4 separate regions of the Homo sapiens genome follow, and all the other regions are linked to region 4. A link is a loop called in an ENCODE intact Hi-C map of the cell type or tissue named here. Cell type or tissue: mammary epithelial cell. All regions are shown on one strand. Links, peaks and the distances in the headings refer to the core of each region. The heading gives the core; the rest is flanking DNA.

Region 1 (7,708 bases), core at 1,579-5,578, 96 kb before region 4:
GGAAGTTCTACTTATCTTCAATTATATCAAAGACTTTTCTGAACAAAAAAGCAAATCATTTTCACGCTCCTCCTGGAATCTCTTGCCCTTGTATAACTCAAGATGACTCAATTTCTCTTCTTCCCGTCTCCATTTTGAAATGAAACATGACTACAGAAATGACTCTCCTTGTGTTGTATCTGCCTCTTTCATACACAGAATGTTAGAGAGAGCTCACAGACTTCATTCCTACAGAGAGGCAGAGGCTGGGTGGGCCGGGCCAGGCATGCTCCCTGCTCTGAAATGAACATTTCTGTGTGCCAGGTCTCCCTCTAGGCAGCTCCAGCCCAGGGAGAAAAGCAGGGCCCGCAACCCTCCTGAGGCAAAGCCGGAGGTGAACGTCCCATTGGAAGGAAAGCTCTTGGCTGTGCAGGCTTTTACTATCTGCATATTTATTTCACCTCTTCAATGAAATCCAATTTGAAGCTATTAATATTAATGCACTGAGATAATTCTGATGATGAATTAATAAAACACTTGGCCTCTCAATGTGCTGTTTGCTCATACATTTAATGATGCTCTTAACTGGAAAGAGGAAGAAACAGGGCAGGTTCCACCTGGAGCCTAGAAATTAGAAACCACTTCATTGTTTTGAGCTTGCCGCTTTAATGACAATCAATAGAATCGATCTGGGAGTAGAAAAGTATTTACTCAATCTCTACCGTGTGTTACAGTTTCTATTTAGATCTCACAAGCATCATCTGAATACAATATTTCTGCACAGTCCTAGGTTTGCTAATGAATTACATGCTAAGTAAATTTTTCATCCCCCACCGGACTCCCCAGCCAACACATATGGTTTGGATACCATTACATACTGCTTGCTCCTAATAACAACCTAGAATGGTACTGCCGCAGGGCACCGACGGATGGCATTGTGAGAAAACCAAGACGTCATCTCCATGGCCGACTTGGATTTACTTGTGAAACAGACATTATCCTTGGCCTATGCTTCTTCAAAAACAACTCCAGGCTGGTGGCCTTTTATTGTTCAAATGAAGATAATTCACCACTCACACTCTGCTGGATTACTTATTGAAAAGACAATTTAACTCCAATTAATGTAACTAGATGTAGTATTAAACTTAAACTAAATGCACCTTCCCCTCAACAATCTTTCAACAAATCTTTGTTAAAGTCCTCTAATTAGGCCATTTTTCAGTTGATTAAAAACAACATCAACAATGTATTGTTCTTGGAGTTTCTCCCAAGCACAAACACTTTTCCGTCCAATATTGCAGCTCACAATCACACTCTACAAGGAAGAGACTATTACCCACTTTATCAAGATTGAAAATTCAAGATCTCACACTGAAGCCATTTATATAAAACCAGCTACTAAAGAGAACTAACAGCAGTAAGACAAATCTAGTTTGGAATGAATTTTAAAAATGGAATCACTGTAAATGAAGTGACGGTAATCAAAGAAAAACATCCACCGTTCTATTCTTCAACTTGCAAAATAGATATTATTTGAAGCCGATGTAAATTTTTAGGAAAACCAGCAGGACAGGATAAGACAAAAATCTACTGAGGGCAGAGCTGCTCATTCACTGACACTTACAAGGTGCTTCCTAGCATCGACTCTTCTGAAATTGGAGGGAGCTGTTGCATGAGGAACGTGCCACGGGTTTGTGTGTGTCTCTCAGTGTTCAAAGGGCATCCGCTGTAGGCTCAGAGAGCTTGCTTGATTTTTCTGTGCTGCAGGATAAAAGGGAAGTAAGTTTTAATTATTGGTGAACATGCAGGTTTAGGAAAGTTAACGTGAATGGCGACTGGGAGTTGGTGCTCTCAGGAGCAGTGAGAGGCGTCACACATTCCTCGTTCCAGGAAGACCGTTAGAAGACAGTTTTTCTAAAGGGGATACAAGCAGTAGCTAAGCAATCATCTGAAGCGGCAGCTTCAAGAGGTCCGTTCATGTGAGTACTTCAGAATGAAAAAATCTAGCGTCATAGAAAATATACTTTTAAAGAATATGGTGTAGTAAGTGCATTAACTATTACCTAGCCCAGGAAATGGCCACACACATACAAATGTATACAGTATGTGGATGTATGCATATACTTTATATAGTTTTATGTATATCAGGTGTATATATACTATATGTGTATTTGCAATCAGAAATGTAATTACAATGCTCTAAGTGTTTATTAGACATTTAATCTCTATAAACGAAGCTTTCAGTTATCGTGATATGGCACTTTTTGTCTACTTACAAATGGGACCATAATACAAGCTTAGAAAAATCATACACAAAGTGAAACACTAAAAAAATTCATTTATCATTAGTGCAAAACATACCTCTAGTAGACAGGATCTCAGCTGCAAAACAATTCACAGAAAGAAATAGCTGAGGCGCCTCTACATTGTTCACGATGAAATCTAATCCTCCAGACCCAATTTCTCACCTGAAAATAGTCAACAATAGCAACAACAGTTGATTTTTTTCATTGCTACTTCTAATTATTTCCACCCCAAGCAGAGTATTCTAGAGATTAAAAATAATACTTAATCATAGTGACATGGACAGACTTTATGATCAGTCTCTAGTTTAAAAATGAAAGGACAATATCCAAGACAATCAGTAAAACAAAAATAGGGCAGAGTGACTTCCCTGTGCTGGACTTGCACAGCCATGTCTGACCCACGTAAAGAAAGAGCAGCCCCTCGGGCCAGTTGGAGAACTAAATGAACTACTTTTAGGATGAAATTTGGGATCCAGTGAAGAGCTGCTGTTGGGAGTGCCCCCTTCCCCACCCCAAAGCACACACACACTGCACAGAGTCTGGCTGCTAAATGTTGCTGTGAACCTGAGGAACGTCATGGAGTTTGGAAATCCAGCCCGCCACCACTGGGTTACAGCTCAGAGAGTGTACCTTGTCGTCCCGTGAATGCTGGACCTCTATTCAAATAGCTCACCTTTCCCATGAATTGTTTTTGGAAAAGGTCTGGCATAAGTACATGAATAAATAAAATGAAATGAAGTAAAATAAAGTAAAAGTATTTTCAACCTTCTGCCACCTTCCACTGTGGCTCTGAGACTCAGATTCATGCTGGAAGTGGGGAGATATCAAGTGAAACATGAAAAACAGTTTTATATTTTAAATTTATGGGACCAGAGGATAATACATCATTTTTTTTCCTCAAGCTCAGTGCAGTAAATTGTCTTTAACCTATTTGGTATGTCTTGCCTATCACATTGGTTCCATTTGCGTTAATGCCTTCAGTCTTGACTAAATTGTACATTTTGGAAGTGCTCTGCCACAGAGTTAATTGTTTGGGGGAAGCAGTTTGCCCTGTTTTTTCTAGACATAAACAGATAATGTAAAAAGAGGAAAAAGGCAAGCAAGATCATCCTCGCAGCTCTTCCCTACCCTTGGTGTATATAAAATGCCTTCCTGATGCTTTAAGGTGACGAAAATGACGGGGGGTCGTGTCTAAATCAGCTAAGCTTGATGCGATGCCAAAGCCTTTGGCGAAACACAGATTGACTTAATTCTTTCAATAATGACTTTGGTCCGGAGCACTTCTCCACCACAAGAGGGAGAAACCCAACAGAACAGAGAAAATCTCCTCACTCGGGTTATCTTGACTCTGCTGCAGGCAAAACCTAGAAATATTTTTTTAATCGAGATTCTCTACAGCAGCCCTTTCCAAATGCCAGTATCCATCACCGCTGACTGGATCAATAGCTGTGTTTTGGCCCCAGTCTCCTGCGAGAGATGGCATGCCATCAGTGATAGACAAATATCACAGTTAAGCAAAGTATCCAGCCAGACCTGGTAACATTTTTATTGATTTTTGTTGTGCAAATAATGTCTTTTTGGGCTGAATAAATGGCTTTGAGCCAAACAGTCATTGTTTATGATTCCAAAATGCAATAAAGGGACAGGAAATATATTATAGCCAATGTCTCAAGGCACACAACATAATCATCCCTTGGTAGTAAAAAACTACCCATCTGAAACCAAGAGTGCATATTTATCCATGCTTAAAGGTGCCTGTAGGACTTGCAAATCTTACACAAAATGTCCTGTTAGGAAACAGATGGCATTGCCCTTTAACCTATCGAATAACTACTAGAAAACCAAGCAAAAAAATAAGCACTATATTTCTTCAATCAATACAAAGAAAACAGTTTATTATGCTCCTTTCAAATGAAATATCAAAGTTGCCAAAACAGCATCCATTCACTTTGAAAGAAAACACATCAAAAAGCTCCCTGACTTTATCAAATGTTGTAAAATCAGAGAATATTTTAGTAAGGTTTTTAAAACTATGCTCATTCAAAATAATCGTGAATTCATTTCACTGGGTCGCTCAGCAGAAAGTTGGCTATGAAAGTCTTGTCCCTGAGCTGAAAAATGTCTTTGTGTGTGTGTATTAATGTTGGCATCCTCATTCCTGCTTCGGGTAGCTGGAATTTCCAGCGAGGCTATGGAGCTGGGTGACACGCATTTCTTAATAAGATGCATACTCGCTGTTTGCATTCAAACCCCCACATAAATGATGGGAGTGCAAGTTATTTCATGCCCGTCCACACTGCAGTGCAGCAGCCCATGGTCTATGAAACGGTCTCCTGAGGAACATCCGGTTGGTGTTGGATTCGTACACAGGCAACGCCTCCAGGAGTAACTATGATTTGGGTGTAATTAGACTTGGCTTTCCAAAGTCCTGCAAAAGTGAGCATGCGTTCCAAACCATAAATTACCCAACTCTTCATGTCCTGCCATGGACCGGCAGATGAGAAAACATAAACTCAGCTTCACCTGTGTCTTTCTCATATTCCCTGAGCCTGATGTACTAAGATTGATTCTTGTATTTAGTATCCGTAATTGGATCAGTATTTTCCCTTTTCAGAAATATAAGGATTATTTTTTAAAAAGCTCAATTATTTATATATTACTCTAATTTATTTACTACTCTACTTCTTTAATTACACTTTCAACAACTAAAGCATCCTACTTTCAAAAAATATTTCATATTTCTTATATTATCAAAGTATGCTCAATGCAAAAAGCACTCAGAAAATATTTTTAAACTAACCTACAATTCTTACTATAAAAACATTACATTCATTTATTCTTTGTGTGTGCATGTATATATATATATATATATATATATATATATATATATATATATATATATATATATGTTTTGTTTTGTTTTGTTTTGAGACAAGGTCTCACTCTGTTGCCCAGGCTGGAGTGCAGTAGCGCAGTCTCGGCTCACTACAAGTTCCGCCTCCCTGGTTCAAGTGATTCTCCTCCCTCAGCCTCCTGAGTAGCTGGGATTACAGACGTGTGCCACCACGCTCGCCTAAATTTTGTATTTTTAGTAGAGACGGGGTTTCACCATGTTGATCAGGCTGGTCTCAAACTCCTGACCTCATGATCCACCCGCCTCGGCCTCCCAAAGTGCTGGGATTGCAGGAGTGAGCCACTGCACCCAGCCCTAACACAATTTTTATACTTATATACATATATTATATACATATAACAAAGTGTGGTTTTATGTATGATACACACACAGAAAGATGTCTTCCAGAAAGATGCTGTTGACACAAGGTCATCCCGGCAGGTTCTGCCTCTCTCTCCTCCCCTACAGCATCACCAGCAGTGAGCATTAGTGTTTTTTTAATCTTAGTCAATTATAAAATTTTTAATCTCAAAAATTAAAAAAAAAATAATCTCAAGCTTTTTAATCTAAATTTTTAGGAACTTTTTATTTCCAATGAAGCCAAATAGTTTTAATGTTTACGCATTTATCTTCTACAGAAAGCTATTAATGTCATTTCTATGTTTTATTCTGATTTTCCCATTATTGTTTAGTTTCTCATTATTCCACATGCACAGTAGAAGCCCCTGGCCAGCCTAGGACAGCTCTGCAAGTTGTCCCCAGTTTTTCTCTTTGCCTTTTCATTTGATTATGGTGCTTTTGATTCAATGCTGTGACCTTTAATTTTAACGTGTCACCTTGACTGACCACAGAGTGCTCAGAATAAATATTATTTCCAGGTGTGTCTGGGAGGGTGTTTTCAGATGAGATCAGCCTTGGAGTCCTTAGACTCAGTGAAGCAGGTGCCCTCCCAATGTGGGTGGCCTCATCCTATCCATTGAGGGCCTGAGTGGAGCAAAAGGCAGAGGAAGAGGGATTTGGCCCCTTTTTTCTGTCTTACTTCTCAGCAGAGACAGCTCATCTCATCTCATCTGCTCTGGCCCTTGAACTGGGACTCACACCATGGTCCCCCTTGCTCACAGGCCTTTGGATTTGAACTGAATTACACCCCCAGCTTCCCAGGGCCTCCAGCTTGCAGAGGCAGGTCATGGGACTCCGCAGCCTCCATAATCATATGAGCCAATGCCTCCTAATCCATCCCCATCCCCCTTTCTCTCTCTCTCCAGTATTTCTTATTGACCGCTACAAATACTGGAGGACCATTTTCTGTTGGTTTTCTTTAATCTGCTCTATTAGTCTTTTGTGGTTTCTATCTCTGATGTTATTCTTAGGAAGATGACACCCACCGCACCTTTATGTGGACGCTCTCCCAATTTCCCTTTTTACATTTCATGCCAACCCCATGGGAACTTGCTTTAGCTAAGGTGAGCAGTGGGGATCTTATTTTATTTTTTTCTCAGTACTGTTTATTTAACACTTGATCCTTTTCTGGATCATTTGAAATGCTTCACACATCAGCTATTAACCGCTTCTTCAGAATTTAGACTGCTTCTGGAATTTCTGGATGTTTTTGTCTCTAGTTTTGTCTCTTCTCTTCAGTTCTCTACAGTGATTGTAGCCTTACTTTGTGATGTAATATCTGGAAGTTGATAATCTCTTAGTCTTCTTTTAAAATATGTGGAATGTAATATTCATGCAGCCTTTTAGATAAACCCTAGCATTCTGATTGGAATCATATACTGTTTGTAAGTTAACTCATGGAGGGTTGGTTATAATACTAAATTTTGCCCAAGAATCTTGCATTTTTCTCTTTACTAGGCTTCTTTCTTGTTATGTAATTTTATTCTTCAACTTCCTGTATACTTTTATTACATTGTTTCTTAGCATTTTTAAGGTTTTGTCATTATAGAAAATGAAGTTTGTTTCCATAATACTTTCTATCCCGTTCATGGTTAGCAGAGGCCCAGGTTATTGTTCAAATGTAATCATTGAATCAAATGAACTCATTCACTTCGTTGTTCTGTAACTAGATATTTTGCTAAACTGTCTTACAGTGTAAATGGTTTTTATTGCCTTTCTTGAGTTTTCTAGGTGAAGAGCCATTTTCTGAAAATTATGTTGATCTTGTCTCTTGCTTTCAAATATTTTAGCTTGCGTATTCATAACTAGAATTTCCAGGGTAAAGTTCTAAACAACAGCCTGACAGTTGGATCCAAATCCTCATCGAGGGGCTTTATTGGACAATAATCTTTTTTTTTTTTAATTTCCTCCTGGGAGCCTGGAGGTTGGTATATGCTAGGGGAGAGAAAAAGGCTCTTTCCCACCCAGTTTTTCATCTTGGAGGTGTCATGTGAGAATAACAGTGCTGGCCAAATAAATCTAGAAGTGGCGTCCAATGGGCAACATCCCCAGAAATTACCAGGCGGCTTTGTAGAATTCATCAAATAACATTTTAATATCAGCATTACTTGTAGTTATTTTTATTCTGAAA
Region 2 (7,708 bases), core at 2,199-6,198, 52 kb before region 4:
TGTCTGCCGCCAACCAAAATGGCTTTCCTCCCGCAAAGGCGGCATTCTGGTAACAGAATACGTGGTGGCAGCTAGCACCGTCACGCCCTCATACCGCAGGCTCTGGTCTGAGAAGAGTGAGAAGGATGCTCCCTACCACACGGAGTCCCCAGAAGTCAGCCCTACAACTCTCCCTCCTTCCTTTTGCTTCCAGTCCAGGAATGTAGATGGATCCCGCTTCCTTCCAAGACAATGCGGGATCTCCGGGAAGAGTTCACAGATTGAAAGCACATGTTCTTTCTGTCCACGCATGCATGACTATCATTTATTAACTGGGTTTGTACCAGTTTCCTGAGGCTCCCAAAACAAAGCCCTACATACTGAGTGCCCTAAAACAGAAACTTACTCTCTCAGTTCCAGAAACCAGAAGTCCGTGGTCAAGGTGTTAGCCAGGCATTCCCGGTAGGGAATTTTCCTTCTGACATCTGCTGGGAAGCATCGGTTCTTGCTTCTTCCAGCCCTGGTGCTTCTGGCAGTCCCTGGGGTGGTTCCCTCGCTCCTGGATGCACCCCTGAGTCTCTGCCTGGTCTTCATGTGGTCACCTGCTCCTGACTATCACTGTGCCCAGCTCCTCTTCCTAGCAAGGTATCCTGCCCTAATCTATCTCCCTATCTCCTTAACTTGGTTCCATCTGCTGTCTAAATGTGTCCCGATCTGGGCACATTGTCTGGAGCTGGCCGTCCACACAACTCCACTGCTCTCGGAGCTGCTGTCAGTAAAATCGCACTGTGGATAAAAATCTACACGTTGAAAATGGTATCTGTGAAAGCTGTCAGAATAAAAATGGAGGCACTTGTGTCAAACCCTGACATGATGGATCTGGGGAAGGCCATGAAGGGGGCAGTTCTCACATAAGACTGCCTAATAATAACCACGGCAAAAGACTGCAAAAAACCATAGCCCTGCACAAAAGCCATTGCAACCTCACACAGTCAATTCTTCTGGGAGGACGTCTGCCCACCCACTGCCCATCCAGCCTCAGACTGACACCACTCTTGTTATCAATCCTTGTAGCCAAGGATAACTTTCAAAACAACTTGTATGGACCTTGTCAGTTTCGCTTTAAAAACTCGTGTCTCTTCTCAAAAGAAGATACTGATGCAGCCAACAGACATATGAAAAAATGCTCATCATCACTGGTCATTAGAGATATGCAAATCAAAACAAAAATGAGATACTATCTCATGCCATTTAGAATGGTGATAATTAAAAAGTCAGGAAACAACAGATGCTGGAGAGGTTGTGGAAAAATAGGAACACTTTTACACTGTTGGTGGGAGTGTAAATTAGTTCAACCATTGGGGAAGACAGTGTGGCAATTCCTCAAGGATCTAGAACTGGAAACACCACTTGACCCAGCAATCCCATTACTGGGCATATACCCAAAGGATTATAAATCATTCTATGATAGAGACACATTCACACGTATGTTTATTGTGGCACTATTCACAACAGCAAAGACTTGGAACCAACCCAAATGCCCATCAATGATAGACTGGATTAAGAAAAGGTGGCATATATACACCACGGAATACTATGCAGCCATAAAAAAGGATGAGTTCATGTCCTTCGCAGGGACATGGATGAAGCTGGAATCCATTATTCTCAGCAAACTATCACAAGATCAGAAAACCAAACACCGCATGTTCTCACTCATAAGTGGGAGCTGAACAGTGAGAACACATGGACGCAGGGAGGGGAACATCACACACTGGGGCCTTTCAGGGGGTGGAGGGATAGGGGAGGGATAACATTAGGAAAAATACCTAATGTAGGTGATGGATTGATTGGGTGCAGCAAACCACCAGGGCACGTGTATACCTATGTAACAAATCTGCACGTTCTGCACATGTACCCTAGAACTTAAAGTATAATAAATAAGTAAATAAATAAATAAATAAAATAAAAACCTGTGTCTTCCTCTGCCTCCATGAGTTCACCCATCGCTTACCATGGCTCCTGTATTCCACAGTGCAATGCTCATTCCTCATCAAACTCATCAGCACTAGAAAATTCTTCTGTGTTTGTTATTTGGTTTGACATCACCAAAAATGTTTGAATGGCTAATGCCATGAGCATTTTGGAAATATAGATAGGGTGTATGTTTGCTATCAGAATGAGAATTCAATCAGCCAAGCTACTGAGAAATGCATCTCTCCCCTCCATCAGGTGAGGAGGACCGTCTGCTGCTCACCCATGGTCCTCCACACCTCATCACCAACGTACTGCTCCAGCCCCAGGCTTCTCTTCACGCCCAGCAGCCAACCCCTGTGTCACTCTCAGAGGCTGCCTGTGGGCCTCCAGAGCCAGCTGTGCTTGAGCTGACAGTGCCTGGGAATTGACAACATGCTCTGGGGAAGCAGCTGTTGAGCAGTGGGGATGTGAATGTCCTGACTGCCTCAACCCCCATTACTCACCATGCAGATAAGTCTGGGCGCACTTGAGCTCCCGGGGGCACTGACCTGGTTCCCTCCGTAAGGTCTGCTGGGGTGCTTTGCCCTGTCGGCCCCTCTGGTTTTCGGTCCTTCCCCTGCCCAAGCAGGTTCTCCTGGAAATGCTTCCTCATCCGGCAGGTCTGGGACAAACCCGGCCTGGGGCAACATGCAAGTCGCCTCTGATGGCGTTACTGCTGCACAGGCCTCTGCGAGGAGCTGGTCAGGACAAGCTGAAGCTGCAAGACCAGCCACTGACTCTTCCAGAGAAGGCCCCAGTGCCAGCAGCCCAGCGAACCCCAGGAAGACCTCCAGCCCCCTATGGGGCCTGTGCTTCCCAACCCTGGCATCCCACTGACGGTGCACAAATCACATCCCAGTGATTGGTGGAGTCTACTCTCTGATAGCTAAGAGTTGTATCCACCTCCTGCCTTGACTCTCAGTGGCACCCTATGTGGCAGATACTTAGTGGGCGCTGGGCTGAGGGCCTCCTGTTACTCCCACAGAGGGTTCCTCCAGCGTAGGGAGCAGAACGTGAACTCCAGGACCACATCCACTGTCATTAACAAGACCACTGGGCTTTCTGTCTTTCTGTGGGCAAGAAGCTGCTGCCATGTCGCATAGCACAGCAAATTTTATATTTCACGATCAGATTGCCCCAGAGAAAAGTTTATATTTTCCTAAAACTTAGAAGATTTTTTTACAATATGGCAACCTTGACCTCAACTAAAAGAAAATGACATCTCATTGACAAGCAATATATTAAGCCATTGAACATTATATAAGATTAGTTTAAGGGGTAAAAGTTATGAATTTGACTCCAAAACTAAACATGAAATCAGTTAAAATCACCAAATTAATTAAAAATGTAATCAACTCTTCTGAGAATGGTTTTGAATTTGACAAGAATATGACCCAAATCATATTTTATTCCACTACTGTCAAGGTAAAAAGTGGGTAATGATTTGGTGAAGCTCAGTTTTCACGTCAAAGGTAGAGTGTGGTCTTTGAGGAGATCATGGAAAATTCAAAAAAACGTGTCAGATGTGACCCTTCCAGTCAAACCACAGCGGGTTTTTGCGGGAGGTATTTGTTGGAGCTATAGGAGAGTGTCTTCGTCTGTTTGTGCTATTCTAACAAAATATCATAGACTAGGGGGTTTATAAATAGCAAAAATGTATTTCCCACAGTTCTGGACCCTGGAAATCCAAGGTCAAGGCACCTGCAGCTTCCCTGTGGTTTCCTGGTCCACAGAGGGCGCCCTCTCTCTGTGCCTTCACATGGTGGAAGAGATGAGGGAGCTCCTTGGGGTTGCTTGGATAAGGCCGTGAACCCTGAATCCCATTCATAAGGGCTCCACCCCCCTGACCTAATCACCTCCCAAAAGCCCCACCTCCTCATACTGTCACCTTGGGAGTGAGGGTTTCTACATGTGGATTTTGGGGGTACACAGACATTCAGCCTGTAGCAGGGAAGAATATTCACTAAATGCAGGAAAAGCTCAGTGCAAGCTCCCTGGGCTGCCTTCAACACAATGGATTCCACAAGACACGGGGAAATATCACTGTTGATTTCCTCTTCTTCATCAGGTCTTGTTCAATTTTATGTACAACTAAATCCAGGCTGGGCACGGTGGCTCATGCCTGTAATCCCAGCACTTTGGGAGGCCGAGGAGGGTGGATCACAAGGTCAGGAGTTCAAGACCAGCCTGGCCAATATGGTGAAACCCCATCTCTACTAAAAATACAAAAAATTAGCCGGGCAAAGTGGTGGAAGCCTGTAGTCCCAGCTACTCGGGAGGCTGAGGAAGGAGAATTGCTTGAACCTAGGAAGCGGAGGTTGCAGTGAGCTGAGACCACGCCACTGCACTCCAGCCTTGGCAACAGAGCAAGAGTCCGTCTCAAAAAAAAAAAAAAAACTAAATCGAAGGAACATTTTAGAAAACTTAAAAGAAGATATCTTGGTACATTTCTCACAAAGCACTTTTCATCTGAAAATGTGAACTGTTGCCTTAAAACAAATCAGTCAAGCTGATAAATCTGACATTAAAATTAAATTTGTGAGATGTGCAGTGGCTCACTCCTACAATCCCAGCACTTTGGGAGGCCAAGGTGGAAGGATCACTTGAGGCCAGATGTTCGAGACCAGCCTAGGCAACATAATGAGACCCTGTCTCTACCAAAAAATAAAAATAATCAGCCAGGCATGGTGGCTCAGGCCTGTAGTCCCAGCTACTCAAGAAGCTTGAGCCCAAGAATTTGAGGCTGCAATGAGCTATGATTGCACCAGTGCACTCCAGCCGGGGTGACAAGTGAGATCACATTTAAAAAAAAAAAAGTTGAATTTGCTGTTTCCTGAAATAAACTTGCATTGTTCTGGTTTTTGTTATTGTTGTTGTAGTGGTGTTCCATTAGCTGCCTTAACTAAAAGGATAACTCCTAATTAACATTATGTAAAAGAAAAAAAATTATGTGGCCCTAGGAGATACTCTGCATAATACTTCTAATGAAGCCAGTGAAGCCACAAACCATCTATCCTCCACTCAGGCCACCACCCAGCAGGCAAGCCCCCAATCCGGCCCACCAAGCCCACTCTGCAGTCAGCCCAGCCCTCCCAGCCTCTCAGAGGAGGAGAACCAGGGAGGAAAGGAGGGATGACCATGACGGCACAAGCTGGGCACAGGGAGACAATGGCAACCAAGACTTTCCAACAAGTCTCCATGGGCTGCATGTGTGTGAAGCCTCATAGTAGAATTTGGTTTTTGTGGAGCTCTCTTTCCCAGTTGCCACAAACTCCCATTGGATTGTCTTACATGTAGTCTTAATAGCTTTCAAAATAATAAATATTTATGTGTTTGTGTTATAATGAATTCCAAAATCTGTAACTCAAAATGTATTTTGGAAAATGAAAATGTTGTTAAGAAAATTCTGCAGCAACAAAAAACAACAACAAAACCAGCTTGGTGTGCCTTCAAATAAATGTGCTGGAGCAGAGGTTCTCCTCCCCCAGCATGTACAGAATACCATTTGATCATTAATAAAATAACCACACTGCCCCGGAGATGGAGTTGAAAAGGCCCGTTTCCTCCCCTGAGGTGTGGCTCCCAGGGAATCCTGCTCTTAGGATTAACCGTGATTACATCCTGGGGGAAATTACGCATCGGTCTAAGTTTGTTTCTCGTTTCTTCAAAAGTATTTGTACAAAAACAAGGCACAAATTAAGCACCCAGAATGATTTCCCAGGGCCTTTGAAAAGCCATTCATCCTGCTGCCTGCATTCCTGGAGCCATGAGGCCTTGAGCTGTGGGTCTCGACGCTTTCCCTCCATCTGCCAAGGTCCGTTCTTCCGCAGGCCCAAAATCTCAACATGTTTTAGAAAGTTAATTATTAAATGCTGTCAATTGTTGTTGAGTTGTATAATAGCAAAGGTAGAGGCACAAGTACATTATGCCATCTTTGCCCCATCTACCGCACATTTAACTACCTTTGATCTTATCTAATAGTAGATATATAACTGGAATAATCACCTTTTAAATATATGAGGTTGTTTGACATAGGTACTACACACAGGGAAAATCAATAATGATTATACAATCACCAGATACAATGTAAACGGCATACCACGAAGTCTTTACAGGCGAGATAACATCACAGAATTCCCGAGAGTCAATAGCCATTAGTCTTAAAAGTGGCCACTTGAACTTGTGTGTGTAGGTGTGTGCACTACAGCCAGGTTGCCCATGGGTGTAGGATCTTCAAATAAACGAGGTTCAAAGAAATAAAGAGGAGGTTTAAGGAACACACCTTAGTGGTGGTCAAGATGCCCTGAACTTTTGAAAACATAAGTATCTTCAGGCATGTTTGTTTTCAAATCAGTCCTAGTCCTTCGCATTTTGCCAGACTTAAGCTAAGGAGGCCACTTACAATGACAAGGATCTAAAACACTTTTCACAACACAGAGAATTCAACCTTGCAGCTACAATGCCTAACAGGACCCCTTGAAGCTGTTTTGGTCCTCACAGCAAATGTGCCTACTGTCAGCCCGGTGGGGAGGAGGGGAGTCATCCAAACGAGTCTCTTTTGTATCATTTTCTTCAAGGCCATGGAATCTTGACATTCTCATAAATGATTTTTCATCACTGAGTCATTTGGGAAGGAAAATATTTTTCACTCAGTAAAAAAATCTGCAAGAATTTCTGAAACCCAGAGACCTATCTTGACATCTGAAAGTTGATCAGCGTCAGAGTTCTTGGCCAATATTGAAAAGTTAAGAAATGGATTCAGTGAAAGGTAAGCAGTTATCAACTTTTGAGATTGTTCTCAGGCTGAACAGGAGCCTCGATGATGAATCTTTTCTGAGTCCTCGAAGCCAAGCCTGGAAACGCATGTACAGATTCTGTTGACATATGGGTCCCTCTCTGCTGTCCAGACGCAGTTCCAGGAGGGCCAGCTTCCCAGCCATCAATCAAGGGGGCAGTGGATGCATTTTCCGTCTGCTGAGAGCCATCTAGAGAGGTACTGTGAAAAACGTCAGCATTATCCCTCTATTTACATCCACCAGTGCCAAAATCCTGGCACGACTAAATCCTAAACACATACGATGAGGCAAAGAGAAATATCCAGTGAAAACCAGAATGCTGCCATTCTTGTCCTCTTATAAAATTAAAAGCACTTTGAAGGAATACAGCTGTCACTTTATAACTCTTATCCTCTTCCCCTCCAACGTAGCTGTCAAATTTACTGTTTGAGCTTCTCTTTGTAATCACACGAATATGCACTCCGTCACCCTCTCCGCCCTCATCATTCCATCTAATGGTTTTAAAGGGAAAGGAAATTACTTGTCCTCGCAGCCAGCACTTGACACTTTTATGGGTCATTTGTAATGAAGCTATTCTTCGGCTTTAATGAAGACCTTGATTCCGAACAGTGTGAATAATTGTCAAAAGGTGATTAATTAAATATTCACCACTCCCCTATAAAATTGATCAACATATTACATTACAGCACTCCAAAAGTTATTTTATTTCTTCATTCTACTTCAAATTCTATGCATTTAAACAAGCTTTAAACTGGAACCATATAATTTACTGCATATTAATTATACATGCCGACTGAATAAAGTTCAAAAAAATGTTTTACACCTTTTTTTAACTCCATACGAACATGCTACCATTACTTATAACATTGAGAAGTCCCATCTTGAATGTGAAATGTCTCACAATTGTTTCCTGAATGTAT
Region 3 (7,708 bases), core at 1,333-5,332, 560 kb before region 4:
CTTGCTGTCAGGTGCAGGATGATGTCTAAGCACTCACCGTGTCCCCTGAAGCCACATCTGCTGTGTCTCCTCCAAGTTTGACTCCAGCTCCAAGGACTGACCTTCCCCAACCCAAGACTTCCTCCAGGCTCCTCCCTCTCCAAAATGCTCTCTCCAGATCCTTGAATGGCTAACTTCTAATTCTTCAGATCTCAACTTAGATGTCTCCTCGGAGAGGCCGCTCCACCCCAAATTCTCACTGTGCCCCACAGCGCTGCCGAGTCCCAGTGCCCCTGCTCATGTGCACACCTGGGGAGGCTCTGTTGCTGCCCAAGACAGAGGTTCCAGGAAGATGAGACCTTGTCCAACCCCTGGAGGACAGGATCTCACTTGAAGACCTTGAGGAGGTCCTGGTGAAGCAAATGACAAGTGAGTGAGAGGCATTCCTGTGGCCCAAGGAGAGCCAGGGAGGGCTGCAAGGAGGATGAGGGAGGCAAGGAGAGGAGCAGTGCAGCAGGGAGCCCTACATAGAGCCATGGTGTGGACTGCATGTGGGTTGTATGCAGGCTGTATGGAGACATTGTGTGGGCTGCATGTGGGTTGTATGTAGGCTGTATGCAGCCATCATGTGAACTACATGTGGGTTGTATGTAGGCTTTATGTGGACCATATATAGGCTGTATGTAGCCAGTGTGTAGACTACATGCAGGCTATATGTGGGCCACATATATGCTGTGTGTAGGTTATATTTAAGCTGTATACACCATGACTAGCCAGCACTGGGCATCTGGAGACTCATCCCAGGCCTGCGTTTGCAATGGTCTCATCATGGGTGGGTGGCGGCTATCCATGTGATCCTCTCGATGCCCTGCCCCATGAGCACTTAGGGTGCAACATTGCTTCTTCCTAGGTGATCACACATGCTTCAGAGACAGCTTCCACTATGGAAGCAGCCCTGTCAAACCGAATGCCCTGCAGAGCAAGGCAAGACAAACAAATGCTCCTTATGGCTAAAGTTGAAAACATAGATGATGAGCAAAAGAAGGAAAAAGTCCGGAACCTCATATTCAGAAATAACCACTGTCAGCATTTTAAACTATTCTCACCTTTTGTAATTTCTCCTTTGGAAGTACCACATGAAGACCTGACTTTTGGCCCAAGCTCTGCTGAGCAGGTCACCATGGTAGACCTGGGACCTCCAGTTTCCTATCTGTAGGTTGGAAATCGTGGTGACTCTTAGTGTAGTTCACAGCACGCATAGAAAGGCCAGTGCAATGATGCAGGTGGAAGTGCTCTAAAGATTCTCCATGGATACACGTCATCCTGGGGTGACAATAAGGTGTAAGCATGCAGCCTTTGCTGTGAAGTTGTCTGCAGAAACGTTAACTGACACAACTCCTCTCCATTTTCTGATTAATGGGGGAAAATATGTATAAGGGTTGATGTAAGATCAATGCACAATATTTAAGTGTGCAAGCAAGCACAGGGAAGTCAATGAAAGATATCAAATTTTACTAATTTTGAACAATAAAAGACACTACTTTTCTTCAAGCAACACACACTCAAGCTCATTATGTGTTTCTACAGCCCTTACTCAGGGAGTGGCTGCTGGCAGTAGAAGGTGTCCTAAGATGGATAAAACCATCTCTGTCGTCCTGGATCTTGTAATCTCTTGGAGAAATAAGTGGCAAGCATGCCACACAAGTGCATGCCAGCTTCTCTCTAGGAGAAGGTGGTGCCATTGATACTCTCCTGATAATGGGTACAGGCCATGCGTGGCAGAAATAGAACCCACCCACGGCAGTTGCTCTTTCTCTAACTGGCTGCCTTTCCCTAGAGCTGCTCCAGCTGGGAAAATCAGGGCCCTGGGCCACAGGCACAGGCTCCGGCTGAGCAGGAACACACTGTGAAGGTACTGAGGTTGGATGCCAGTCCCCAGGACCACCTACTCGGTTTGTGAGTTGCCAAGCCCATGACATCTCCCGCATGCCATCTTCTTGGTCATCCCACACCCAGTCATCAGCGTGCTGGTAGCTCCTGTTCAAGATGGCAGCCCAAACCTTGGGTGCCCAGAAGACAGCTTTATAAGCAGTTTAACTGCAGGAGCTTCACCAGGTTCCTTTCTCTATGTTCACACTGCACTCTGCCCTCTGAGGCTGTCACTGTAGTTAGAAAACACAGGGTCAACAGTCAATTGGCTGTTGTAATCCAGCCCATTTGGAGACACGAATAAAAGCAGCTCACTTGTTCCCATCAACATTCCAAGAATGAGTGGTCAAGAGGGCTAGGGATAAAAATGGTAATGAAATCTAGCGATGGAGCATAGCTTGACTGTCAACACATGGTGGGCACGTGGTTAGATGGTTCTCAGGGATTAACTCAATGTGGGAACTGTGGGAATGTGCTGGGGGAGATCCTCTGGGGGCAGTGAACTTCTGAGGAGATGCTCAGAGGCTGACGCCTCTAAGTCTGGAGGCTGGTGCTGGCAGTAAGTGAGACTTCAAGCCATGGCCTCACGCTTTACCCCGTGGCTTTTCTACCCATCCAGGAAACTACCTGGGGTATGAACCACCTCATTCTTACAGAGAAGGGACATGCAGATCATGGGCTTCCAGCACCCACCTGGGTTCACACAGAAAGAACAGGAAGGTCAGGGGCTGGGCTGGGCTGGGTGTGATGTGTCCTCCAACCCACTTAATTATTTAGAGGTTTTTTAAGGAAAATAAAAATATATCTTAGAGTTTGCAGATCTGCTTAAGGGGGAAATAATTGTTCTCACCCAGGTGGAATTTTGTCCCTGTATCACAGGATGGGCCTGGCCATTTGTACCCATGCAGCCCTGTTTAGCTCTGAACCCCGGAAGCTGAAAGTGAGATGGAGAAAGGGTGGGCATGGGAGTCAGAGACAAGGAGGACTTTCTTAAGATCGAGTCCTCCACTGCTAGAGAGGTGTGCCATGAGAGATGGTAAATTGCTATTTCCTAGCAACTGTTACTAAGTAGATTTTAAGCTCTGTGTGTATGGAGTCAGAATGTGTCAGGGGAGAACGGGGCAAGAGAGAAAGAGTGAAGGCGTGGGGGCAGCTGAGCAGTGAGAACCTCCAACTCTTGACATTCTTCCTGACGGTAGAGGTTGGTAAGGGAAATACCTGAGTTCTTTTCATGTCCGGCAAATATTCCCAGCATTGCTTTTGCTCAAGGTGACCTCACTCTTTCCAACTGACTCCTGGCACAGGAAGTCGCCTGGAAATCAGACTCCGAGGCAGGGCTCTGCATGGAAACCCTCTCAGAGGGGAAAGGCGGTGAGAACATATGGTCTCATTGCCCAGCCCAGTGCTGAGTGGGGGATTGTGTCATCATCCCCTGTTAAAGGACCCTCCATTGCTGCCACAAAGGCACCAGAACCCCGCTGCAAAGGCCAAAGCCTCCATGCAAGTGCGCCCAGGGGTTCTCCTCGGACAGTCCACCGCAAGCCCACATTACCTTCACTACAGACCTCACGGAAAAGCAGCTCTTAGGTATAAACAGCCTCTCTCCTGCCTGCTGACGCTTGTCCTTGATAAATCAAAACATTACTAAATCCGTGCTGAGGTGCACGAGCGACATAAAGGGCCCCATTGTTCCAGAGCAGCTGGCAGCACACACGCTCGCGGGGCCCATTGTCTCCACGCAGGCACGCAGGGCTCACCCCGCCTGGTTGTCTAACCATCCACCACATACGCAGTGGCAGAGTCACCCCAGCCACAAGGGCCTCCGGCGACCCGGCCGGGTGTGTTAAGATCTGTGAATTAAGATCTGTGTCGGGTTCTCCCCCTCACTAGGACTGAACTCCTTTATTTCCAGTGATAATTGCTACATATGCTCACACATGATTTATTGTTGTTGATGGCAACGTATCCTCAGAAAGTTTGCCAAAGGGCGTTGACTGTTATTGATATGTACATAAAGATGATAAATGAAGAACTGTACCCACCAAATTGCTACCAGTTATGATTAGTTATCCCCTTGTTTTATTTTGTGGGGATTAGGAGATGCACAATCGCCCCGAGTGATCCTAGCATTCCTGTCTGGTGAGCACAGGCGCTGGAGGTGTTCTCACACGTGTACGGTGATGCCAGGCAGCGATCCGCAGGCGATTTAATAAAGACTCCAGCTCAGATTTCAAAAGAGCCAGGCAGACACTCACGCTTTGGCATACTTTGCATTGCTGAGTTTGTGGAGTAGACAATTCCACATTTTGTCCTTTTAATGAGTGTCTCTTATTATTTTAACTCAACGTTCCAGGCAAATAAGGCACCAGCCTGTTGTCTTAATAGGATAACATTTTTCTTAGATTTGGTAATCAGTTTGCTACCCCCATTTACAAAGATTGGACCTGTTTAGAGTCAGCTGGCCCAGCAGGGTGGGTGTCTTTGGGGGCAGGTAGATTGCATTAAAGGACCTAAGGACAGAGAGATTGCAGCCTCCATAGTTGAAATCCCAAAAAGAACATTGAGCTCACTTCAGCAGAATTTCCCAATGACTTTCTTTCAAAAAGGCCTTTCGACCTGATGTCAGTCTTTAAGTGAATCAGAGACCAAATAAGAGCTAATGATGCCTGGTATGATGACTTAATGATATTTAGAAAATCATTCTGTTCTGTTCACTCTAAACATGATGGCCTGTGTCTGTCCTGCCCACTCTACAGGCTTGAGCCATTGAAGCTTAGGAAAGGCCATAACAGATACTTGAGTTGTATGTTTAGGAGTAAATGTGATCATCCTTCCCAACCCACTGGTTCTGTGTATGAGGAGGCCACTGGTTCTGAGTAAGAGATGGGCCAGACCTTTTTTAGGCTCAGCTGGATGGCAAGGGACAGGGCCAGAGAGAGATCTGGAGGCCCTGCCTCTCCCAACATGAGCCCCATTTCAACAATGTGGATCAAGACGACCCTCTTGATTGATAGTGCCCATGTAAAAATCGTCATTTTCTATAAAGATAAGTCACTGTACATCAGAAAAATAAGAGATGTCTCAAGGGATGCTTTCTATGCAAATGAAAGATGAATCACCTTTTGTAGTTCCCGGAATTTAAAAGTCACGCCCAGCTGAATGGAGCTTTGCAGGTGTGGCAGCTCATTGCACTGGGTGGCTTTGGAGCGGCCACGAGGACCGCTAACCACCAGGCTGCCGGTGCCACCCTCTTCTGTTCAGTCACAAGAAAGCCTCCTTGGGTCTAGGATGACGACAACCTGCGTATCAAGAGTGTGCAGCCCATTCCAGGTGCATCCCTCTGTAGACAGGAATGGTACAACCTCCCCTTTACCAGAGAGGAAGCTGAGGCTCGGAGCCATAAGTGGCTGATGGAGGTTCAGCATCTGGTGAGAAGGAGGGTTGGTTCTCGAGCCAAGGCCTGTGACGCATTTAAGAAGATTCAGGCCAGGTGTGGTGGCTCACGCCTGTAATCCCAGCGCTTTGGGAGGCCGCGGATCATGAGGTCAAGAGATCAAGACCATCCTGGCCAACATGGCGAAACCCCGTCTCTACTAAAACTACAAAACTTAGCTGGGTGTGGTGGCGTGCGCCTGTAATCCCAGCTACTCAGGAGGCTGAGGCAGGAGAATCGGTTGAACCCAGGAGGTGGAGGCTGCAGTGAGCCAAGATCTTGGCACTGCAACATACAACTCAAGTCTCTGTTACAGCCTCTCCCAGGCTTCAATAGTTCAAGCCTGTGGAGTGGGCAGGGCAGACACAGGCCATCATGTTTAGAGACTGACAAATGGGAGGAGAATTTGAGACAGTCTGTGAAAGTAAGGTTGAGAGAAAAGAGAGCTTAAGGAAAGCCCACATCCGAGTGGTGAAAATCACTTTTTTTCTACATAAAATCCTACGAACCCACCACACTCCTCAGAGCATCGAGTAGTGAACCAGCATGGGATGAGAAGCACCAGAACACGCATGCACCCCCGGGCCTCGATGCAAAAAGTAAACAATGAGTTCCCTTGAGAGACAAAGGGGAAAGGGGAGGCTCCAGGGAGTCCGCGGGCTCAGCCCGGCCTGCAGAGGCAAAGCTGCCCACACCCACCACCCCAAAAGCTCAGGACAAATGCTTCCCCAAAAAAACTGATGGATCCAGGAATTCTTCGTTTACCCAAGGGCATTTAGGGATTGCATTTTCTCTTCTGCTTTTCTCTCCTAGAATCAAGGCCTTCCTTTTTCTAGAAATTAGATAAGTAAATGCAAGCAAACACAGAAAGCTTGCATTATGTGAAGGTTTTGATCATTTCTGCAATCATAAAGGACGGGAGAAGAAACTCTCCCTGGACTGAGGACCTAGAACATTCCCCATCCAGGTAGTTTTCTGTTTCTGCAGAAGTAATTACCGCCAGCTGTGCAGCACTCATTTAGGATCTGACAGCTCTGGTGAGTCAGTCTGGGCAGGCCTTAGCTGGGTCTTCTGCCCGAGGTTTGTCTAGGCTGCAGTCAAGGTGCCTGCCGAGCTGCATTTCCACCAGGAAACTCAGCTAGGAAGAGGCTCCCCAGCCGCGGATGGTGTTGATGGAACTCAGCCTCCTGTGTCTGCGACACTAAAGCCCTCAGCTCTAGAAGCCACCTCTTCCACACGCAGCTCACAGCATGGCTGTGTGCTTATTCAAGGCCTGCAGAGAAGTGTCATTCTCTTTGCAGAAGAGCCCAGACCCTCTTCTAGGGTTCTCACCTGATTAGGTCAGGCCCACCAAAGGTAATTTTCCTTTTAATTGATTCAAAGCTCACCTGATTTGTGACCTTAATTATAAATGCAAAATGTCTTCATCTTGGTCATATGTTCTGGGCTAAATTGTATATTCCCCACAAAATCTATATGCTGACGTCCTAACCCTCAATACCTCAGAATGTGAGTGGATTTGGAGGTGGATCCTTTAAAGAGGATATTACAGTTATCTGAGGCCATGTGGGGTGGGTTCTAATCCACTATGGCTGCTGTCCTTATACAAAGGACATATTTGGAGACAGACATACAAACAGGGAGAACGCCCCATGACAGTGAAGGCAGAGACTGGGGTGATGCTTCCACCAGCCCAGCAACAGCAAGAGTTGCCAGCGACTACCAGGAGCTGGAACAGAGGCCTGGAGCAGATTCAGAAGAGGAGGTCAGGACACAGACACAGAGGACACGGAGAGAAGACACTGCCTACATGCCCAGGAGAGAGGCCTCAGGAGGGAATGGCCATGCTGACCCCTCACCTCTGGCTTCAGCTCCAGCACCGTGAGACGACAAATCCCCATCGTCCAAGCCCCAGGCTGTGCGGCTGTGTTGTTACGGCAGCCTTGGCTGAGGAATGCATCCTACAAAGTCACCTAATCATCATGGGATCAAAATCCCATGCCATCCACAGGTCTGATCACACCCCAGGGGAAGGGTGTACTTGGGCCTGGACATCAGAGGCTGCAAATCTTAGGGCTCATCTCGAAGCTCCCGCTGCCTCACCCTCCATGTCTCTGAAGTGCCTGTGGGCTGCACCACTGGGCTACGCCAAGCCTGACATTCGAGGTGCCAGTCACCACCATGGGCCAAACCCCTTCTCCCCCTCCTCCTCCACCTGCAGATGTGTGCCATAGACTGTGACCAATAACCACTGCAGGTGAAGATCCCAAGGCACTTCCACAACAGATCCAGACATCGGAACAGATGCCTCTGCAGTGAGTGCTGGGGTGGAACTATGGCGGGTACTGCCTGGGGTTTTACCAATTG
Region 4 (7,708 bases), core at 1,591-5,590:
AAATCCGGAGCTGAAAACAGGGCAGTTAAGTAAGCAAGAGCTGGTTAGCTGAATACGAGGTCCCTAGAATGTAAATTATAAATAAGAAAGAAAGAAACGAAAGAAAAAGAAAAGAGCGCGCGCAGGGTCCCGGGTCCAGGCGCTCAGAGCAGCCCGTGCGGGGGCCCTCCCGGCCCACAGTAGCCGCCGCCCCGCGTCCCTGAAGTGGCGCCCGCGTGGCTACTCGGGGATCTCCCAGGCCTCGGGGGCCCATTTGAAAACCTCGAGAGGCCTTGCACATCCTGCCAGGACTGGAGCTGCGGGGACCTTTCAGTCTTCCACGGATGCTCCTCTGCACGTGTTTTCCAGGAAAACATTTAGGCCTCGGAAGCGTCTTTGAGAGCCTAGAAATGCCGGTTGAGCGTGAAATCCAGTCCAACCTACTCACAGAGTACTAGACCTAGAAACGACGTTTGAAAGAGATGTGGGTTCCATGTTGACTTAAATTTTGTTCCATTTATAACAACGCTTTTGTTTTCAAAGAAAAGAAAAATTTCTTAGCCAAACTTCTCATGTCCCCGGCCCCCTGTTCCTGCCTCGCTCTCTCCCTCGACAAACGCGGGGAGCCCTGGAACGGGAGGGCCGGTGACCGCGAATACGGTAGCGATGTGATTTGATGCACTGAAACTACTTACATTTCCAATGTTACTTCATTAAAGGAAACCCACATAAAAGCGTCTGTTTCATCTTAATTGCCAAAAAAGTTTGCCACACCCCCGAACGGTAACTGTTTCCCCGCCAGACACCGAAAGCTCATAAGGAACCACAATGAGAAAGGATCAGGAGTCGCTTAGGTTTTATTGAAATGCCTCGATGCCGTTTTTTCTTCTTCCCCGAATTAAGCCGCCGGGGGAGGAGGTGGGTCGCGCCCACCGTTGCCGGGACTCGGGCCGGCAGACACGGGCCACAGCGCCCCCTCGCCGCCCGCGCGCACGACTCCTGGCCTGCGTCGCCTCCTTCCGTCCCCGCGACACGGAGGACGGCGCCGCGCCCGGCGAGCGCCCCGGCCTTCTCAGTCGGCCGCGTCCCCGGGGAGACCCCGAGCCCGAGCCTCCGGGGCCGGCTGTTCCTCGCGCTCGGCCTCGCAGGAAATCCCCGCTCGCTGAAACTTGCGTGTCCACGTAGACTCGTTCTAAATTCTTTGGCTGTTGCAGGGACAATAAAGAAAAATAGAAACAGTGTTAATTTTTTCCCCACCTCCTAGGGCACACCTAGGAAAGGGGGCAGGGCCCACCAGGAACCTGAAACTGCCCCCATCGCCTGGGTTATTGTGACCAGGGGTCGCGTTTGCAAAGCAGTTACTGGGTTTTCCCTGCGTGCCTGCTCATTCCCTCCCTCCTGCTCGGACGGCAACTGAAAAGCCTCAGAAGCCAAGTGCCGGGCTCTCCCCAGCGACCCCACAGGCCTGAGCACCCCGCCTCGCCCTTGAGCAAAACATCCCAGGCCCTCCTCTTCGGGAGCCGCGGCCTTGCAGCCCTCGTGGCCCCGAGACGGAGTCTGGGCTGAGCCCGCCACCCTCTCAGGCAGCCTCGCCGGGACCGCCGCGCCAAGACTCCACGCTGGCAGCATGTTTTCTCATGATTGATTTTTTTTTTTTTTAAGAAGAAGACCAAGCCAACTTTAACTTAAGAAGAAGGAATGTGATTTTTTTCTTTAATATCAGAGAGCTTTAAAGCAAAACGTAGTTTATATATTTCAATAACAATGACGAGTGTTAAGTTTTTAATGTCCCTGCGTAGGCATTTTAATTTGCTACAGTCACTACCAATAAAAACGGCATGTAGTAAGAGTCGACTGTTTAATAGTGCAAGGTAGACGGTTTTTATTAGTAACAGGCAGCAGCGGTATGGAACATATAGATTTCAGTGGAGGAGTATAATTGCTAAGGGGAAAATACACACAGGACGGGAAGAGGCCATCTTCAAACTCCCAACACTGAGCTAAAGAGGGGGAAGGGCAGGCGGCGTTTCTGGAGATGCACCCTGGGTGAGGGGACCCTCCCCGCCACTGCACGTGTCTGGTTATATATTTAATTGATGTCAGAATCGACTGTATCCAGAGCAGACACTCCAGCTCCAAACTGAGGATGTTTGTATAATAACTGGCTGTTTTCTCTTCTGCCCCTGGCAGAGGTCCGGCGGGGGGAGGGGGGTGGGTCAAGGGAGGGGGAGGGAGGATGAGCCCCAAATGCTAATGAAACCACAGCGGGAACCGCTCTTTAGAAATGGAAATACTCCAGGCCAGTGCTCCCTGGTGATAAAAATTACACCCGATTTTTTTTTCATTTAAACTGATCTGATCGTAAAGGAACCCTAAAGGTTGCCATCTGATCTGACAGTGTTTGTGTTTGCCATCCAGCGTGTGGGCCTCTCATTTACCCCTCTTCTTGGAGGAATTCCCTCCCAGGAAGCGCAAAAATGTCGCAGACTGTCGACGGCTTGCCCAACCCGGCTGCTTTCTCTCTCTCTCTGTTTTTCAGCTCTATAGTAATTGATTAAAAATATCTGTCCTGGACTGAATTAGGATGTCCCATGTGGAGTCGCAACAAGGTTGAAACCCCCCGCTGGGTCGTTGCAGGGGGCCCAGCCTGTGGGAACGGGGTGTCTGTGGGTGGAGGGAGAGGTGGTCGTGGGTGTGTGTGCGTGTGCGTGTGTTGAGATGGCCTGAAGAGGATGTGTGCAGGATGGGGGTGTGGTTTGTAGGAAGAGTGGTGGGGGAGCAGTGTGGGCGAAGGGGTGGGTGGGATAACTGGTAGGGGGCGAGTGGCTCGGCTCGGGAGCTCCTGGCGGGAGGGGTAACGTGCCTGGACCGCGCCTACCGGGAGCCTGCCGGCTCAGGAGGAGCCATCCTCAAGCACAGCACTGCAGTTTGCAACTGGTTCCCTTGCACCTGGGGAAAGACAGCCTGATGCCGTGAGTGTTTCTCTTGCGCCCTGGACCAGACTGGCAACCCGGGCTCCGCTCCCTCCGCGCCGCTGCAGCCGCACCACAGGGAGGCCGCAACATGCCCTGCGTCCTGAGATCACTAAGGCTGCTCCGCAGGCTGCAGGGCCAGCAGGGGTGCAGGAGTCGGCTGCAGGCCTGAGCTGAGGCCCGCCCCAGGCCACTGCGCTCTCTCTTCTCCACCGCACCCACCCGAGACGGCTTCCGAGGATAGAGGCACCTGCTGGGTGGGTGCTCCCAATAGGCCAGCACAGACCTGACACTCTTCCATCCCCCTGAGCGCCCCCCATAGGTGACCCTTCGGAGTGGGCAGCCAGACGCCCTCTTCGGCCATCCCCGAGTGGAAAAGGGTTGGAGAAGCGTGATGGGGAGAGGGTTCTAGGAAGCTGGGGTCCTAGGAACCCTCGCCAACCGCCTCGCTTCTGAGCCCCGCAAGGCAACCGCCCCCCTACTCCAGCCGCGCGTCACCTGAGCTACCTGTAATGCCCACTGCACCGGCGGCGCCAACCTGAGCTCCTGCCCGTTCTCGACGTGACTGGGAGGCTTCAGGTCCTGCCAGAGGCGGTTTGTCAGGTAACAATCATCCCCCCAGTGTTTTGACAACACAAATCTGAAAGAGGAGTCAACTTAGAAAAACAAAATAAAATAAAACTCTTTAGGGGACGGCGTCTTCTTAGCTGAAGCCCTGGCGTCATTCCCAACAGTGGAAAGTCGTAACGTTCAGGGCCCCGGGGGTTGCGCTGCGGATTTGGGGGCAGAAAGCTCACCTCAGGGCCCTCCTGGCAATTCGCAACCAAGGCGCCCCGGATCCAGGTCCATGCTGGGCGGAGTGGACCGCGAGGGGTAGGCGACCAGACGCGAGGCCACGCGGGGAGCCTCGGGCCAGGAGGCAGAGCAGGTCCGGGACCGTGGAAGTGAGAGCCGCGCGCACTGCCCGGAGGAAGACCCGAGCCGCGGGCGCCACCATCCTGACCTCCCCACTTCCCTGCGACTTCCGGATTGGACACAGGGGCCGGGCCTCCTCGGGGTGCACAGCGGGGCAGGCTGTGAGTCCCCTAATTGGACCCGGCCTGGCCTGACCGCGGGCGGCCTCTGCCTAGTCCGTGAGGGTGGAGAAGGGGGTGGGGGCGGGGTAGTGGCTGGAAGGGGCGGGGGCCGGGCAGGGGCGAAGACGGTGGCCGGGGACGGTGGGAGCCGGCCGGAGCCGGGCAGGGGACGTGGCTCCGAGTGGATGGGAGTGGGAGGGGTGCGCGCCGGGGCACGCAGCGCGGCCGGGCTGGGCTGCAGGTCCGCGAGCCGCGGGCTGGGGCCGGAGCTGCTAGAGAGGCGGCTGCGCCACAAAAGCCTGCCGGTCCCTCCCGCCGCCCGCCTCCGTCGCCTCCGCCCTCCCCCGCCTCCCTCCCGTCTCTCTGCCCCTCCCCCGGCCGCGGCCCGGAGGCTGCAGCGGGCGGAGCAGGGGAGGGGCGGGCCCCCGAATATGCAGATGAGCGCGTGATGGACAGCTGCGCGTTCCAATGTCCCTCGGAAACTCGAGCGCTCCTTCCTCAACTCCTCACTCCCGACTCCAGACTCCCCCAAACCCCGACCGCCGGCCTGGCGCGCGGCTGCGCCCACCGGCTCCGCGCTGCTGCCGCCGCCACCGCCACCCCGCCGCCGCCCCGGCCCGCGGGCCGCCCAGGCTAGTACCCGGGCCGGCCTGCCTCCGCCGGCCGTCCGGGTGCCCGCCGCCGCGCCGCGCCCCGGCCGGGCGTGGATGGAGGGCGCCGCGCGCCCTGCCCGCTGCTCGGCGTGACGCGGGCCCCGCGCCCCGCGCCCACCATGTCCTACCCGCAGGGCTACCTGTACCAGGCGCCCGGCTCGCTGGCGCTCTACTCGTGCCCGGCCTACGGCGCGTCGGCTTTGGCGGCTCCGCGCAGCGAGGAGCTGGCGCGCTCGGCGTCGGGCTCGGCGTTCAGCCCCTACCCGGGCTCGGCGGCCTTCACGGCGCAGGCGGCCACCGGCTTCGGGAGCCCGCTGCAGTACTCGGCCGACGCCGCCGCCGCCGCCGCCGGCTTCCCGTCCTACATGGTAACCGGGCGCGGGCGGGACGCGGGACTCCTGGGCGCCGGGACCCAGACGGGGCTCAGGCGGAGCGGGGCTCGGGTTCGGCGGGCGGGGGCCGCCGGGAATGTGGCGCGGCTGGCGACTCAGGAGTCGCCGGCTCGGTTGGCCGCCCCGCAGGCTGAGCCGGGCCCCGGGTGGGGAGGGCAGCGCGGCAGGCGGGGACGTCCCTGAGCCCGGCCGGGACCCGCGCGCCCCCCGCGCGTCCCCTCGGCTCGCCGGCTGATTTTCTCTGAGAGCCTGGGAAGTGCGTCTCCGCCGGGGCCGGGGTCTGGCGCCGTTTGTCCCTGGTTTCCGCACCGCAGCCTGGGGAGGCGTTCGGAGCGGGCTGTGTGCTCGCCTGCATTGGCGTGGGGCGCGAGGGTCCGCGTCACTGCGGCCTCTGAGCCGACGGCCGGGCGGTTCGCATTCACTCGCGGGGCTCAGGGCGGTGGGGGTCACCGAGTTAGGCCCAGGAGCCGAGCATTCAGCTGCGGCTCCGGAGTCCGGCCCGAGGCGCCCAGGTTTCGGCCTTACTCTGTCCAGCGGACCATGCTTTCAAATATCGTGCTTGCGGGCGCGTGACCCGCTAAGGGCCGCCTGAGTCCTCCGTGGCCCGAGCGCAGCTCCTGCTCCGGCGACCTGGGGGCGGCTCGCGAGTCTCGAGGTTACTGAGCTGGGCCAGGCCCGGGCCGCGGCGAAGCACGTTACGGGCGATTGAGGCCATTACGGGGTTGTCGCGACTGCCGGCCCTCGGCGGAATTTCTGGGCAGCGACCGAGTCGCTGGGGCCTTGGCGAAGGCTGCAAATGCCTCGAATTTAAACGTTAAAGGATGAATTAAAATGCTAATTACGGCGTATTTGAAGAATTCGAAACGGTGACTGGCTTCTGAGTTGCAAATTGGATTTGCCCAGCTTTAGAGCAGTGAATAGTGAATTGGGGGCTCTGGGGTGTTTTTTTAACCATATAAGGGAGGGGAAGAGGGAGTAGGGGGAGGCAGCCGCACTCCAAGCATCTGCAGAAATTTAGATATCAAAGAGCTACCTGTGGGCCTGTGTGCGCGCACGTGCAAGGGTTTGTGTACATTGCCACGAGCGGCTCCGGAACACTTAGGGGAAGATGGGTCATTTTAGGAAAGTGAAATAGTTCAGAAATTCGAGAATAAAACTCCGGTACTTTTTGTGATCAACAGCTGGTCCCGAATCACACTGCGTTTTTCCTGCTCTTTTGCGGCGGGAAGCGCAGCCCCAGAGCCAGACTCACGGGGGGAACGGTGGCCGTGGGCGGGCGGAGGGGTGGCATCCTCTGGCTGGTTGCCCGCGGGGTCTCCGCATACTCCACTCACAGGCTCTTGTTGGTTCCAGGGCGCACCCTACGACGCGCACACCACCGGCATGACCGGCGCCATCAGCTACCACCCGTACGGCAGCGCGGCCTACCCGTACCAGCTCAACGACCCCGCGTACCGCAAGAACGCCACGCGGGACGCCACGGCCACTCTCAAGGCCTGGCTCAACGAGCACCGCAAGAACCCCTACCCCACCAAGGGCGAGAAGATCATGCTAGCCATCATCACCAAGATGACCCTCACCCAGGTCTCCACCTGGTTCGCCAACGCGCGCCGGCGCCTCAAGAAGGAGAACAAGATGACCTGGGCCCCGAGAAACAAAAGCGAAGATGAGGACGAGGACGAGGGCGACGCTACCAGAAGCAAGGACGAGAGTCCCGACAAGGCGCAGGAGGGCACGGAGACCTCGGCAGAGGACGAAGGTGAGCGGGCAGCGGCCGGCGCAAGGTCTCGGGGCGCTTTCTTCCCAGGCGGGGCGCAGAGCTAAGGCGGGGAGGACGTTGCCCGCCGGACACCCCAGGTCCGGGCCGGAGCCCCAGCCGCACCACATTGCCCTGGGGTCGCCGGGATTTGAGCGAGCGATTCCTCGGGCCCTTCCCGGGGAGGTCAGGCTCCGCCTGTCACGTGGCCGGGTGGGGGCGAGGTGAGGGGTCCCGTGGGGAGGGCCCAGTGCCGCAGGACAGGGGGCGGAGGGGGCTCCAGGTGCCTGCGCTGTCCCCTCGTGCCACCCACCGTGCCCGCGCCCCCACAGGGATCAGCCTGCACGTGGACTCGCTCACGGATCACTCGTGCTCGGCCGAGTCGGACGGGGAGAAGCTTCCGTGCCGCGCCGGGGACCCCCTGTGCGAATCGGGCTCGGAGTGCAAGGACAAGTATGACGACCTGGAGGACGACGAGGACGACGACGAGGAGGGCGAGCGGGGCCTGGCGCCGCCCAAGCCCGTGACCTCGTCGCCGCTTACCGGCTTGGAGGCGCCGCTGCTGAGCCCCCCGCCCGAGGCCGCGCCCCGCGGTGGCCGCAAGACGCCCCAGGGCAGCCGGACGTCTCCGGGCGCGCCGCCCCCCGCCAGCAAGCCCAAGCTGTGGTCGCTGGCCGAGATCGCCACGTCGGACCTCAAGCAGCCGAGCCTGGGCCCGGGCTGCGGGCCACCGGGGCTGCCCGCGGCCGCCGCGCCGGCCTCAACCGGGGCACCGCCAGGAGGCTCGCCCTACCCTGCCTCGCCGCTGCTGGGCCGCCCCCTCTACTACACGTCGCCCTTCTACGGCAACTACACAAACTACGGGAACTTGAACGCGGCG

Evidence for each region. A loop is a pair of places that touch in the nucleus more often than their neighbours do. Peaks named below come from ENCODE experiments on the same cell type or tissue, not always from the same donor. Only the 100,000 strongest peaks of a DNase experiment are listed, where the experiment ranks them.
Region 1: it touches region 4 in a loop (11-fold over the local background); 3 of 110 quality-filtered maps call a loop at or near these places.
Region 2: a loop joins it to region 4, with 7 times the contacts of the local background. A loop is called at or near these places in 3 of 110 quality-filtered maps.
Region 3: it touches region 4 in a loop (10-fold over the local background); 4 of 110 quality-filtered maps call a loop at or near these places.

The regions. Positions count from the first base shown.
Region 1 is chr5:2,844,703-2,852,410 of GRCh38, reverse strand. No RefSeq gene overlaps it. Among named protein-coding and RNA genes, the nearest start is that of IRX2-DT, 97 kb to the right of the region's middle. RefSeq lists an enhancer at 1,102-2,301. In mammary epithelial cell, for the core only: a CTCF peak has its summit at 3,585 (motif pointing right); no DNase peak of the experiment used is centred there.
Region 2 is chr5:2,801,313-2,809,020 of GRCh38, reverse strand. No RefSeq gene overlaps it. Among named protein-coding and RNA genes, the nearest start is that of IRX2-DT, 53 kb to the right of the region's middle. In mammary epithelial cell, for the core only: a CTCF peak has its summit at 3,718; no DNase peak of the experiment used is centred there.
Region 3 is chr5:3,307,120-3,314,827 of GRCh38, reverse strand. No RefSeq gene overlaps it. Among named protein-coding and RNA genes, the nearest start is that of LINC01377, 130 kb to the right of the region's middle. RefSeq lists an enhancer at 2,862-4,061. In mammary epithelial cell, for the core only: no CTCF peak of the experiment used is centred there; DNase peaks (open chromatin) are centred at 3,127 and 3,707; H3K27ac peaks cover 2,952 bases.
Region 4 is chr5:2,748,505-2,756,212 of GRCh38, reverse strand. It overlaps IRX2 (iroquois homeobox 2), which reads left to right and starts at 4,536. Exons shown (of 4, transcript NM_033267.5): 1 at 4,536-5,048; 2 at 6,426-6,831; 3 at 7,161-7,708. The coding sequence starts at 4,800. IRX2-DT (IRX2 divergent transcript) reads right to left here and starts at 4,320. Exons shown (of 4, transcript NR_122126.2): 1 at 3,749-4,320; 2 at 3,459-3,533; 3 at 2,858-2,928; 4 at 1-1,184. RefSeq lists enhancers at 3,497-4,421, 6,507-7,451, 7,452-7,708. In mammary epithelial cell, for the core only: a CTCF peak has its summit at 3,425; DNase peaks (open chromatin) are centred at 2,982, 3,612, 3,812 and 4,442; H3K4me3 peaks cover 2,653 bases; H3K27ac peaks cover 3,013 bases.